Regions from separate parts of the Homo sapiens genome. Here all the other regions are linked to region 3. Evidence: chromatin contacts called from ENCODE Hi-C data. All regions are on one chromosome and are shown on one strand. The core of a region is the stretch at or near the end of the contact, and the rest is flanking DNA. Distances in the headings are between cores, read along the strand shown.

Evidence for each region. A loop is a pair of places that touch in the nucleus more often than their neighbours do. Pooled maps may share reads with other maps.
Region 1: a map with no recorded cell type shows a loop between it and region 3 (8-fold over the local background). The contact joins the promoter of UPF2 here to the enhancer-like site in region 3. A Hi-C loop is called at or near these places in 2 of 37 single-sample maps with no recorded cell type and 2 of 50 pooled maps.
Region 2: a loop to region 3 is called in a map with no recorded cell type, with 4 times the contacts of the local background. The contact joins the promoter of MEIG1 here to the enhancer-like site in region 3. A Hi-C loop is called at or near these places in 3 of 37 single-sample maps with no recorded cell type and 3 of 50 pooled maps.

Annotation. Positions count from the first base shown.
Region 1 is chr10:12,040,886-12,044,405 of GRCh38, forward strand. UPF2 (UPF2 regulator of nonsense mediated mRNA decay) reads right to left here and starts at 1,924. Exons shown (of 22, transcript NM_015542.4): 1 at 1,870-1,924. It overlaps LOC105376416 (a long non-coding RNA gene), which reads right to left. Exons shown (of 3, transcript XR_930666.2): 3 at 2,914-3,076. RefSeq lists enhancers at 832-921, 2,092-2,341 and silencers at 1,442-1,491, 1,512-1,651.
Region 2 is chr10:14,957,871-14,961,372 of GRCh38, forward strand. MEIG1 (meiosis/spermiogenesis associated 1) reads left to right here and starts at 1,518. Exons shown (of 3, transcript NM_001080836.3): 1 at 1,518-1,687. RefSeq lists a silencer at 1,741-1,790.
Region 3 is chr10:13,756,249-13,759,862 of GRCh38, forward strand. All of the region lies in intron 8 of FRMD4A (FERM domain containing 4A), which reads right to left. Among named protein-coding and RNA genes, the nearest start is that of PRPF18, 170 kb to the left of the region's middle. RefSeq lists enhancers at 1,305-1,494, 1,729-2,928, 2,077-2,774, 2,226-2,365. Within about 2 kb of position 1,328, at least 6 of the 41 ENCODE cell types and tissues checked have a DNase peak (open chromatin) inside an H3K27ac peak, as active enhancers do.

The DNA of each region.
Region 1 (3,520 bases), core at 674-3,173, 1.7 Mb before region 3:
ACAATGAAAGATTTGTAAAGTCAGATAAAGACTATTAGATTTTATCTACTTCTATCCTCAATTTTTACATTCCAAGGATAGCAGCAGAGTCACCTACCCAAGATTATATATACAGCTAGTTTCCGTGGCTGGACCAACACTCACTACCCAGTGCTTTTTCACTACCTACACTAAAACGAATAAAATATACAAACACCGTGATTCACCTCAATACACGTTTGTTTTATGTCGACTTAAAAAACTGAGCACTAAGTGATATTTAATAAAATGCTAAAATTCTTATTTCAATAACTTCAAGCTTTAACAGCCAAACTTTTCATCTAAAGTGTTTCCAAAAGTTTTTCAAGTCCAAATACAATTTTAAATAGGTCCTTTCTCAAGATAGTGAGGAGAAAAAGTCGTGATCTTTTCACTGGAATCCGATTAGCTGTTACAAATTAGTTTGCTGAATACAATTATATTCAGACTACCCTTAAAAGGAAACCATGCTTTAAAACCACCTTCCTAGCTCCCAAAATAGTGTCCTGTCACTTGAACTGTATATTTTATTTGGTATTCTAAATACATTCTGAACTTCCAAAAGAAAGTAAAACTAATTTACTAGAAGTACCAATGGAGTGTATTGGGGGGAAGAGGGCACAAAAGGGGGTGTTTCCCTTTTAAAGACATTCCCTTGCAAAGTACCATATGGATTATGTATGAAATCCCAATCAGAGTGCTCCGAAAACACTCCAGTATGAGAGAATGCGGTTTTACCTTTCAATTCTCTTATTCAAAATGCTGTCAGGACAGAACAGCACAGGAACACTATCTCCCAGTTTCTGACTTTATTTTTTAAAGAACATCCTTAGTATAAAGGACGTATTAAGAACTGTTAGAAATTGTACCAGCTCACAAATGAGGAGACTGACGATGTTAAGGAACACCTAAGAACTATGGAAATGAGATAAAGCGTCAGCGAGGGTTTCACTTTGATCTGATGCATCGTTTCGTGTCGTGTAAGTCCTCTAAGATGAGCAAGAGAGCTGAAGGTCCGATCACCCCAGCGTGGACCCAGCTGGCTCTGCTCTGCCAACCTGGGGACCAAATATCCTGTGATCACTTCCTTAGTCCAACAGTCCTAGCAAGAAGAGAGTGCTTGGCGCCTTGAAGAGGTGAAGGTAAAGTGAAGAATCAACCAGCCTATGTGATTAAAAGGAAGTCAACCAAACAGCCCATGCCCACCATCCCCAGATACACCCCAAGCCCCTTCCCCTACACATACCTCTCCTACAAACCCCTGCTCTGGTGGTGTAGGAACCTCTAAACCCACCACACTTCCCCGACACAACTCCCCTTCCCACAGGTATCCACGGTCACCTTCGCGGACCATCGCTGCCCCAACCCCAACTTCTCGCCCCACACTCCCTCGCCACAGAAGCCTTCCCGGCCGGTCTCCCCACTCCGCAGCCTCCCACACACGCGCCCTCCCCACTTTCTCGCCCTCGCTTCCCTCCCGGCTCTCGAGGAGCTTCCCCCGACCTCCCCTCGCTCTCCTCCACGCCCCCGAACACTTTCGCCCCTCCACCGCGGGCTCCCCGCCTCCAGTCTCGAGGCCCGGCCCAGGCATGTGGGGCAGGCACCTCCTCCACCGCCCCCCAAGCATGGCCCGGCCCGGGGGCTCCCGCGTTGATGGGAGCCTCGGAGACAGGGGGTCTGAGGAGAACGACGCCGGACCCGCGGTCCCTCCACTGCTCGCCGACCCCGGAGAGCTGGAGTGTGGAGTCGCCTCTGGGGTCCCCCAGGGAGTAGGAGTCTAGGCCGGTGCCCCCCAGCCCCATTTCCTCCCGATCGTTGGAGCGGAGGGGAAGGAGGATCCCCGGGACTCACCTCGAGCCTGTTGTCAACATTAGCCCCGGGTTTCCCAGCACCAACTCCAGCGCTCGGGCTCTCCCCTCCCCTCCCCCCACCTATCTCGCAGCCGAGGGCCCGCCTTCCCTCAGCTCCCCCTCCTCCCTCCGCCCGCCAGCCCTCCCGCCCGCCACTCACCAGCGCGGCCGGGCTGAGAGTGGGGGCGGGGCGGAAGGAGGCGAGAGGGAAAAGGCCATCCGCGCGACTGCCCGATTAAAAACAGTCCTGATCGTCTTCCCTGCGGCATGCCGATGCCCTCAGCTTGACTCTGGGGTGGCGGGTCCGGGGCAAAGGCTCATATGAGTGCCATTCACTTAACAGCTCTTTCAAATTCCCCAGTCGATGAGAAGAGCGAATTTTTCAGACTGGCAATACGTAAGGTAGCCACTACCAGCACCTCAAACCAGGGCCCCAGCGGAGGGGTGGAGTGTTCCGAGGACCCGAGGCAGGAAGTGGATTGGTCGCCAGGAAAGGGAAAGCGCCTGAATTGGAGCTGCGCAGGCGCAGGCGCTTCGCGGGGGATGGGGGTGGGAAGCGCGAATGGGGCGGGGCGGAGCTCACGGGAGGCGAGGAAGTGTGGTGGAATAGTGGGAGGGTTACGGAGCGCCATTAAGGACAAGCCCGGCCACGTGATTCTCCTGGGCGTTTCCTGGTGCGAACCTAAGGAAGAGGTCTAAGAAGAGAAAGTTTGATTGGACTAATTCGAGGGGAGACGTTGAAGATTTAGAAAATTGGAAACTGGAGAAACTAAACCATATGGCTGGTTTGGGAGGTGGGAGTCGCTTAGGAATGGGTCTAGTCTTAAGAATGCCCTAAAAGACATCGAAAGTCCTGCGGGGGGATTTCCAGAAGCACTTCTAGGTGTTCGACGTAAAAACCACCCAGGGCGAAGAAGAATCAAGGCTTTTTCCATACACTTCTTAGAAAGTACCTGGTTCTAGCAAGCAAACTTTTAAAAATTACAGTGGCAAGACTTCCCTGAGTTATCAAATCACCCATTTTAAAAAAAAAATGGCTAGCGTCGACATTTCTTCTGAATGCGAACCCAGGCCGACTTTCAAAAATGGGTATCAGTTTATCCACACTGCTTATTTCCTCCTGAATTGCTGAAATGGTGCATCTGGCCTCGAAACAGTACTGGGTTCTGCCAACATGATCCGAGTAGGTGGCTCTGGCTGGTCCGGAGCTAGAGGAACAAGGGTGCGAAACTGGTCTTGACGTTTGCTTGACTTGAGGGGGCCCCACCTGGTGCCCAAGCCCACGTAATGAACTACTACCAACCACAAATACTTGAGGCAAGTCCAGGTTCCCTATGACTCAACCTTTGCCCATTTGCCTCTATTTACTGTTTGCTTCCCCATTTACTCTTAGCACGCAAATTATCCTCTCATACTGAGTGTTGCTGCTTCCTGTATTTAAAAATATATATTTTTTATACACTACACATAGGTCAGTCATTTAAAGGATAGTGAAAGAGAAAGATGAAGGCCGGGCACGGTGGCTCACGCCTGTAATCCCAGCACTTTGGGAAGCCGAGGCGGGCGGATCACAAGGTCAGGAGTTCGAGACCATCCTGCCTAACACGGTGAAACCCCGTCTCTACTAAAAATACAAAAAAAATTAGCCGGCC
Region 2 (3,502 bases), core at 268-2,767, 1.2 Mb after region 3:
CTCCTGACCTCGTGATCTGCCCACCTCAGCCTCCCAAAGTGCTGGGATTACAGGTGTGAGCCACCGCGCCCGGCCTTGACTTAGGTTTTAAACAGATTGCATTGACTGTTGTGTTGACAACAGACTACAGAGGGGGCATAGAGAGCTGTTGGGAACGGTTGTAATTACCAGAAAAAAGAAAAATTATGATGGCTTGAGTAGAAGCTATAAAGTCAGCAGGTTGCATTGATGGATATGGAAAGAGAGGGCTCTAGGCCACATCTACTAAAAGACATGAAGAAGGAGCAGGGTTTTTGTTTTTGTTTTGGCAGGGAGGTGTTTGGGGAGGTTGTTTTGTACAATCAAGTGGATGTTGAATATACATTGATATACAAATCTAAAGTTCAGAGAAAGACCGGGCTGAAGAGAGAAATTTGGGAGTTGTAAGTAAATAGTTTTTTGTTTTTAGTTTTACTAAGTATTGCCTTTGTTTTAGTATGACTCGTTTATTTAGAAGTTTATATAATTTAATTTGTGATATGTCTTGTGTTTTTGTTTTGTTTGGGGCAGGTGCCCGAGGCCCTTGTCATCTTCATTGACTCCAGCTCATGGCTTGTATTTAACAACGAGCTCAGAAAAATTCCTAAAAATTTAATTACTGAGTCTCCAGAGCTCTAATGAGCTGGCTCCAGCACACAATTGCTCCTTTCTTTCATTCAACAATTTGACAAGTCCTGATGGCTCTACATTCAAAACATGTAAATTGGCCGGGCGCGGTGGCTCACGCCTGTAATCCCAGCTCTTTGGGAGGCCGAGGCGGGTGGATGACGAGGTCAGGAGATCGAGATCATCCTGGCTAACACGGTGAAACCCCGTCTCTACTAAAAATACAAAAAATTAGCCAGGCGTGGTGGTGGGTGCCTGTAGTCCCAGCTACTCGGGAGGCTGAGGCAGGAGAATGGCGTGAACCCGGGAGGCGGAGCTTGCAGTGAGCCGAGATAGCACCACTGCACTCCAGCCTGGGCGACGGAGCGAGACTCCGTCTAAAAAAAAACAAAAACAAAAAAACAAAAAACCGTATATCTTGAATCTGATCACTTTTCGCTTAGATAGTACTGTAATATAGTAATAGATAATGCTAGAAAAAATAATTAAAGCTATAGATATCATCTATTGTAGGTTTACTGATTGTCAGGCACTATGGCGACTCTCTGGAATGGTTCATTCCTCGCAAATGAATAGATAGGAGATATCTACTATCAGGAACTACAAACACAGTCTCCGTGCTGTGATCCGCTTTCACAGGGAATTTTGTCTGGGATTCAAGTAGCGGCAAGTAACCCTTTTTCGCCCTCCATCTCTGCTCAGGGGTGAGCCCTGGCAGCGCTCCTACCTGGGACCTACATTGGCTTAGTAAGATGGGCCGGCGCCCACCCCAGCCCTCGCGCATGCGCATAAAAGCCCACTCCCGGGGGCGGGGCCTGAGCTAGCTGGGCGGGGCCTGAAGGAGCCGGGAGCTCCTGCAGCTTCATCGCGTTACTAAGAGACGCGAGGGTCGCGAAGGGCACAACACTTGGCCTCTCGCTGGCCCTGCTCGCGGATCCCGAGTAGAGAACGCAAGCACCCACGCCCGCCTGCAAGCTCCCGGGCGCCCCCGGCCTCTCCTGCTCGGCGGAACGAGGATAACCCAGTAGAGCCGGACCCAGGGGTGGGTGGATGCGTCGCTGGAGGCGAGGGCCCTGCCCGCCAACCCCTGCGCCCCGGCCGTAGCCCCACCCCGGAAGTTCTTGCCCCGCCTTCTCGGCTCCGCAGTTCTCTGCTGTCTCCTGAGGTTTGCCAGGGAGATCCCGTGGTTTTCATGTCTCTTCCGTGATTTTTAGGGAAGAGGGTCACTATTTGGCCCTTCCAGAATCTCAGGGTCCGGTTCTCCCGGAAGTTTCCGGGCCGCCCCGGACCCCATTGGCTTTAGGGGCCGCGTCTCCGAGGGCTCCGATTTGGGCCCTAGATTTTGGAATACTGTGTTTTGTCCGTCCCAGCCTTCACCAGGCGGATTTCATCTCCCACACAGTTAGTGATTTATGGCAGAAAGGAAGCTGGAGGGATGGGGACTGCAGGTTAGCTGTGAGGGCCGGAAGGGAGCGGTTTTGTGCTGCACACAGGCAGGTCAGCACTCCCAGAGCAGGGACCGCCGGGCGTGCTTTCGGAACCGCTTTTGTCTTTCAAATGAACGCCCAGCGACAGCAGACGGGAGTTCCAGGACCTTAGAGACCGGCTAATGCTTCTCTTTAAGTTAGGAAACAGGCGCAGGCGTGTTCATGGCCTTGCCTAAGGTTACGTGCTGGTTACAGGGCTCCTCCTGCTGCCTCTTAAGAACAGAAATAATCTAATAGGAGGAATAAAAGGGACTATTAGGGAGGCTAATGCTCTTGAAGTTTTAATACTACTAAAAGTAAAAGCGCTTTTCAGAGTGAAAGGGAAGTGAAAAGGGAATTTGGGTGGCTGGCTACATCAGAAGCTTCTGTTCCAACTTTAGATTGTCAGGGAGTTGAGATGGTGTTTTTTGTTTTTATTTTTGTTTTAGTTTTTTGAGACGGAGTCTCGCTCTGTAGCCCAGGCTGGAGTGCAGTGGCGGGATCTCGGCTCACTGCAAGCTCCGCCTCCCGGGTTCACGCCATTCTCCTGCCTCAGCCTCCCGAGTAGCTGGGACCACAGGTGCCCGCCACGATGCCCGGCTAATTTTTTGTATTTTTAGTAGAGACGGGGTTTCACTTTGTTGGCCAGGATGGTCTCGATCTCCTGACCTCGTGATCCACCCGCCTCGGTCTCCCAAAGTGCTGGGATTATAGGAGTGAGCCACCGCGCCGAGATGGTGTGTTTTTAAAATAACGTGCCCGAGGCCGGGCGTGGTGGCTCACCCCTGTAATCCCAGCACTTTGGGAGGCTGAGGCAGGCGGATCACCTGAGGTCGGGAATTCGAGACCAGCCTGACCAACATGGGAAAACCTCGTCTCTACTAAAAATACAAAAAAATTAACCAGGCATGGTGGCGCATGCCTGTAATTCCAGCTACTCGGGAGGCTGAGGCAGGAGAATCGCTTTAACCTGGGAGGCGGAGGTTGTGGTGAGACAAGATCACGCCATGGCGCTCCAGCCTGAGCAACAAGAGTGAAACTCCATCTCAAAAAAATAATAAATAAATAAATAAAATAACATGCTCCTCAATTTAACTATGGGATTATGTCCCAATACACCCATGGTAGGTCGAAAATGCATTTAATGCACCTAGCCAACTTTAAACGTCCTCAGAACACTTAGCTCCCCTGCAGTTGGGCAACATCATCTAACACAAAGCCTATTTTATAATAAAGTGTTGACTATGTCATGTAACTTACTGAATACTGAATTCAAAGTGGAAAACAGAATGGTTGCGTGGGTACTCGAATTACTGAATGCGTATTGCTTTTGCACCATGGTAAAGTGGAGATATGAGTTGAACCATTCCACGGGACCATCTGTATGCATA
Region 3 (3,614 bases), core at 78-2,577:
GGACGATTCTTTATTTCAAAGGTAGTGTGATTTTGGCATTTGTGATTTGCATTGTTTAGCGCAAAGCATTTTAAAAGTACTTCAATATTGCAAAATGCTAAACGTTATTTTTTATTTTATTTTTTGAGACAGGGTCTCGCTCTATTACTCAGGCTGGAGTGCAGTGGTGCAATCTCGGCTCACTGCAGCGGCAGCCTCTGCCTCCTGGGATCAAGCAATCCTCCCACCTCAGCCTCCCAAGTAGCTGGGACTACAGGCACACGCCACCATGCCCGACTAATTGTTTTTGTATTTTTAGTGGAGACGGGGTTTTGTCACGTTGCCCTGGCTGGTCTCGAACTCCTGGCCTCAAGCAATCCATCCGCCTCGGCCTCCCAAAGTGCTGGGATTAAAGACGTGAGCCACCATGCTTTGCTTAAAGTTATTATTTTAAGAAAATTTGCGGCACATTTTTAGAAAGATCAGAAGGGCTGGCAGAGGTGAAGTGATTCTCAAAATCAGGGTAAGGAGATTGGCTGATAAGGTTTTCAGTTAAGGTCCCTTATAGACAAAAACCAAAAAATCAAGTTTTTGTATGTGATATCTCCCTCAGTACAGTGTTGCAATGAGACTTCTGTTAAATTAAATTAGAATATAACTAGAAAATTGGACGTCCTATCAGTCGATTAAATGAGGTATTCTCTGCACTGAACTTTTTAAGGAAGAGAACATTAGTTTTTCTATCATAACCCAAGAGTTTTTAAAAAAGCTTTGAAACAGAAAACATCAGTGCTCCATTCTCAAAACCCTGCACTGTTTACGATGAATAAAGTATGTAAGAATCATAGATAATGTCTGTTAGTTAGTTGGCCAATGGTCAACAGCGATTATCGAAAGACAATTTTTTGTTTTTAAACTGCATCGGTTCTTGTCTTCCAAATATTTGGCCCACAGCTGCCTTTGTTAACAGCTTGGAGGCTACTGAATTGTTTTTAAAGAGAAATGCCAACTCTACTGACTTCCTGATTGTCGACAGACATGAGGTTTTTTGTTTTACATGTATATACATCAGGAAATGAAATGAGATTACTACATGCTGTGCTAAGGAAAACAATAAAAGTGAAAAAATGTTATTTTTAGATAAGACTATTTCCTAAACCTTTAGAAGTATCGTACAAATTTGTCCTCCATTTGGTAGAATATGAACATGTGTGGTCTGTATCTCTTCTATGGCAGGCGATACTAATCATCTATCTAGATAACAGTCATTTTCTCTCAGCACGCTAAACCTGACATTTCAGTGTAAAGTCCAATAAGACAAGGAAGTGAGCTATTTTGTTAGTGGGAAAGAAAAGACAGTTATGTAAGAATAAGCCTTCAGGCATCTGCTGAGCAAAACAGAGAGCCCAAAAGAAGAAACGGAAGAGCAAGTGAGTTTCATGAGAAAGAGTAGCTACGGTTCACAGTTGTCTTTATATAGTTCTCTTTCCATTAAGGTGTATCAGCACTTTTGACTTCGTCTTTTTTTTATTTGAGAGGGAGTTTTGCTCTTGTCACCCAGGCTGGAGTGTAATGGCACGATCTCAGCTCACTGCAACCTCCGCCTACCAGGTTCAAGCAATTCTCCTGCCTCAGCCTCCCGAGTATCTGGGATTACAGGCGCACACCACCACACCTGGCTAATTTTTGTATTTTTAGTAGAGACAGGGTTTCACCATGTTGGCCAGGCTGGTCTTGAACTCTCGACCTTAGGTGATTCACCTGCCTTGGCCTCCCAAAGTGCTGGGATTACAGGCATGAGCCACCACACCCAGCCCTTGACTTCTCTTTTGTAAAAGCAATCCCCTTTTCTCTTGTACCTCAAGGAAACTGCTCCCATAATTTATGAATTAATACTCATTCCACATAAATGTAATTTGGATATAGTCCCTGAAATGTAAATATCTAGGATAATAGTATCCTGAAGAAAATAGCCTTTTGGGAAGTTTTAGATTCAGGACCTTTCAGGCTATGAAAGAGTTACTTTATCTTTTGTGTGTGGCCATTCATTTAAAAGGTTATTGGATCCTCTGGATTTTAGAAGATCTTTGAGTTCAGCCCTAGACCCTGTGTTATATCTAGAAAAGCCTTTTCTAGGGTTCTGTGTGTTCTAAGCTGGTATTTTATTAATGTGGTTCAGGAAAACATATCTACAGTATGGAAGTCAAAGCCATTCCTTTAAATAAAACTGAGGTTATATAGTCATGCATTTAATAATAGTGATAGATGCAGGAGGCATGCAGATGCAGATAAGGAAACCTGCACAGGGTCTTGCCCGGGCGTGCCTGCAAGGGACTGGGGCCCACATGTGCACTAGGAGAAGGGGGTGGAGCCACCAAGAATTCATGCCTTATGCAGGGGAGGAGACTGATATTCAATCTGTGAGGTGGGAGCCTGTTGGCAGGACCCTCTCTTTTTTTGCTGAGAGCCTTCTTTTCGCTTAATAATCCACTCTCCTCTCCCTTCAGTGTGTCCATGTGCCTATTTTTTCCTGGTCGTGAGACAAGAAGCTGGATTTTAGTTGAACTAAGGAGCAAAAAATCCTGCATCAATAGCAAAAACAACTTTCTATAATAAATCATAAATAAATTTATTTATATAAATTACATAAGTTATGAGAATGGGACATCTAAAATACCTAATGTTTAGCCACTGAACCGAATGTGGTCAATTTCGACGTGTTGGGTATCTTCCCAGAAGCAGATGGGAAGGAATTTGGAATTACTTCTATTACTCCACAATTTTAGGCCACTCAAGTGTACTAGTTTCTCTGGACCTCTGAAGATGGCTTTACTAGCATGGGCCTGCTACAGAAAAAGGGTGTTTATCAGAGACTCCCATGTAACAAATCACCCCCACCGTCCATGGTGTAGGTTTTAGGCTGTGAGATAAACTGACCTTTTGGATAAGGTGTCTGACCTCTCCCCTCTCCTGACAGTGATTTCTCTTCCCAGACAGCTGCGCTTACAAACAAACTGCTAGGTAGCAGTAGCACTTTGACAAATGGAGCACAACCCGGATCCTTTGTTTCTTTGAATTCAGCCAACAAGCTGGCATTCCAGAAGCTCATTAGGGGGCCATGAATTACTGTGGAGGCCAAGCCTGCACTTCCTTCTCCCTGGCAATCCATGTGGCCACACGTTCCCATGATCCGTGGGGCCAGATCATGCTATTCCCAGTTCACATTCCATCCCGTCAGGGTACTCTCAAAATAAATAATATTTACAGCAGAGTTCAGAGCTGGCGAAAGAAATGTGGAGGGAAAAATGTGAGTAAGTAGACTAGACACTGGAATCCATTGGATTTGTGGTTTTTAAATCATTTTTTCATGGGACTTCAGAAATCTTTGTAAGTAGATATGGACTGGCACTTATCAAAACCCCAAATTCCAAGGCCAAATTAATGTCATAAAAAAGTGACAAATAAAAATTGTAACAAGATTTAGTTTCTGTAACCTGAAAACATTATGTTTAGCAAATTCGGTAAATGGTTACTGGCCACCTACAAAGTTCAAGGTCTCCAGCCAAAGCTACTTACAGTCATTATCTATTTAAAAATTTGACTACCACTGCTTTATACCAAAAACTTGGAGAACT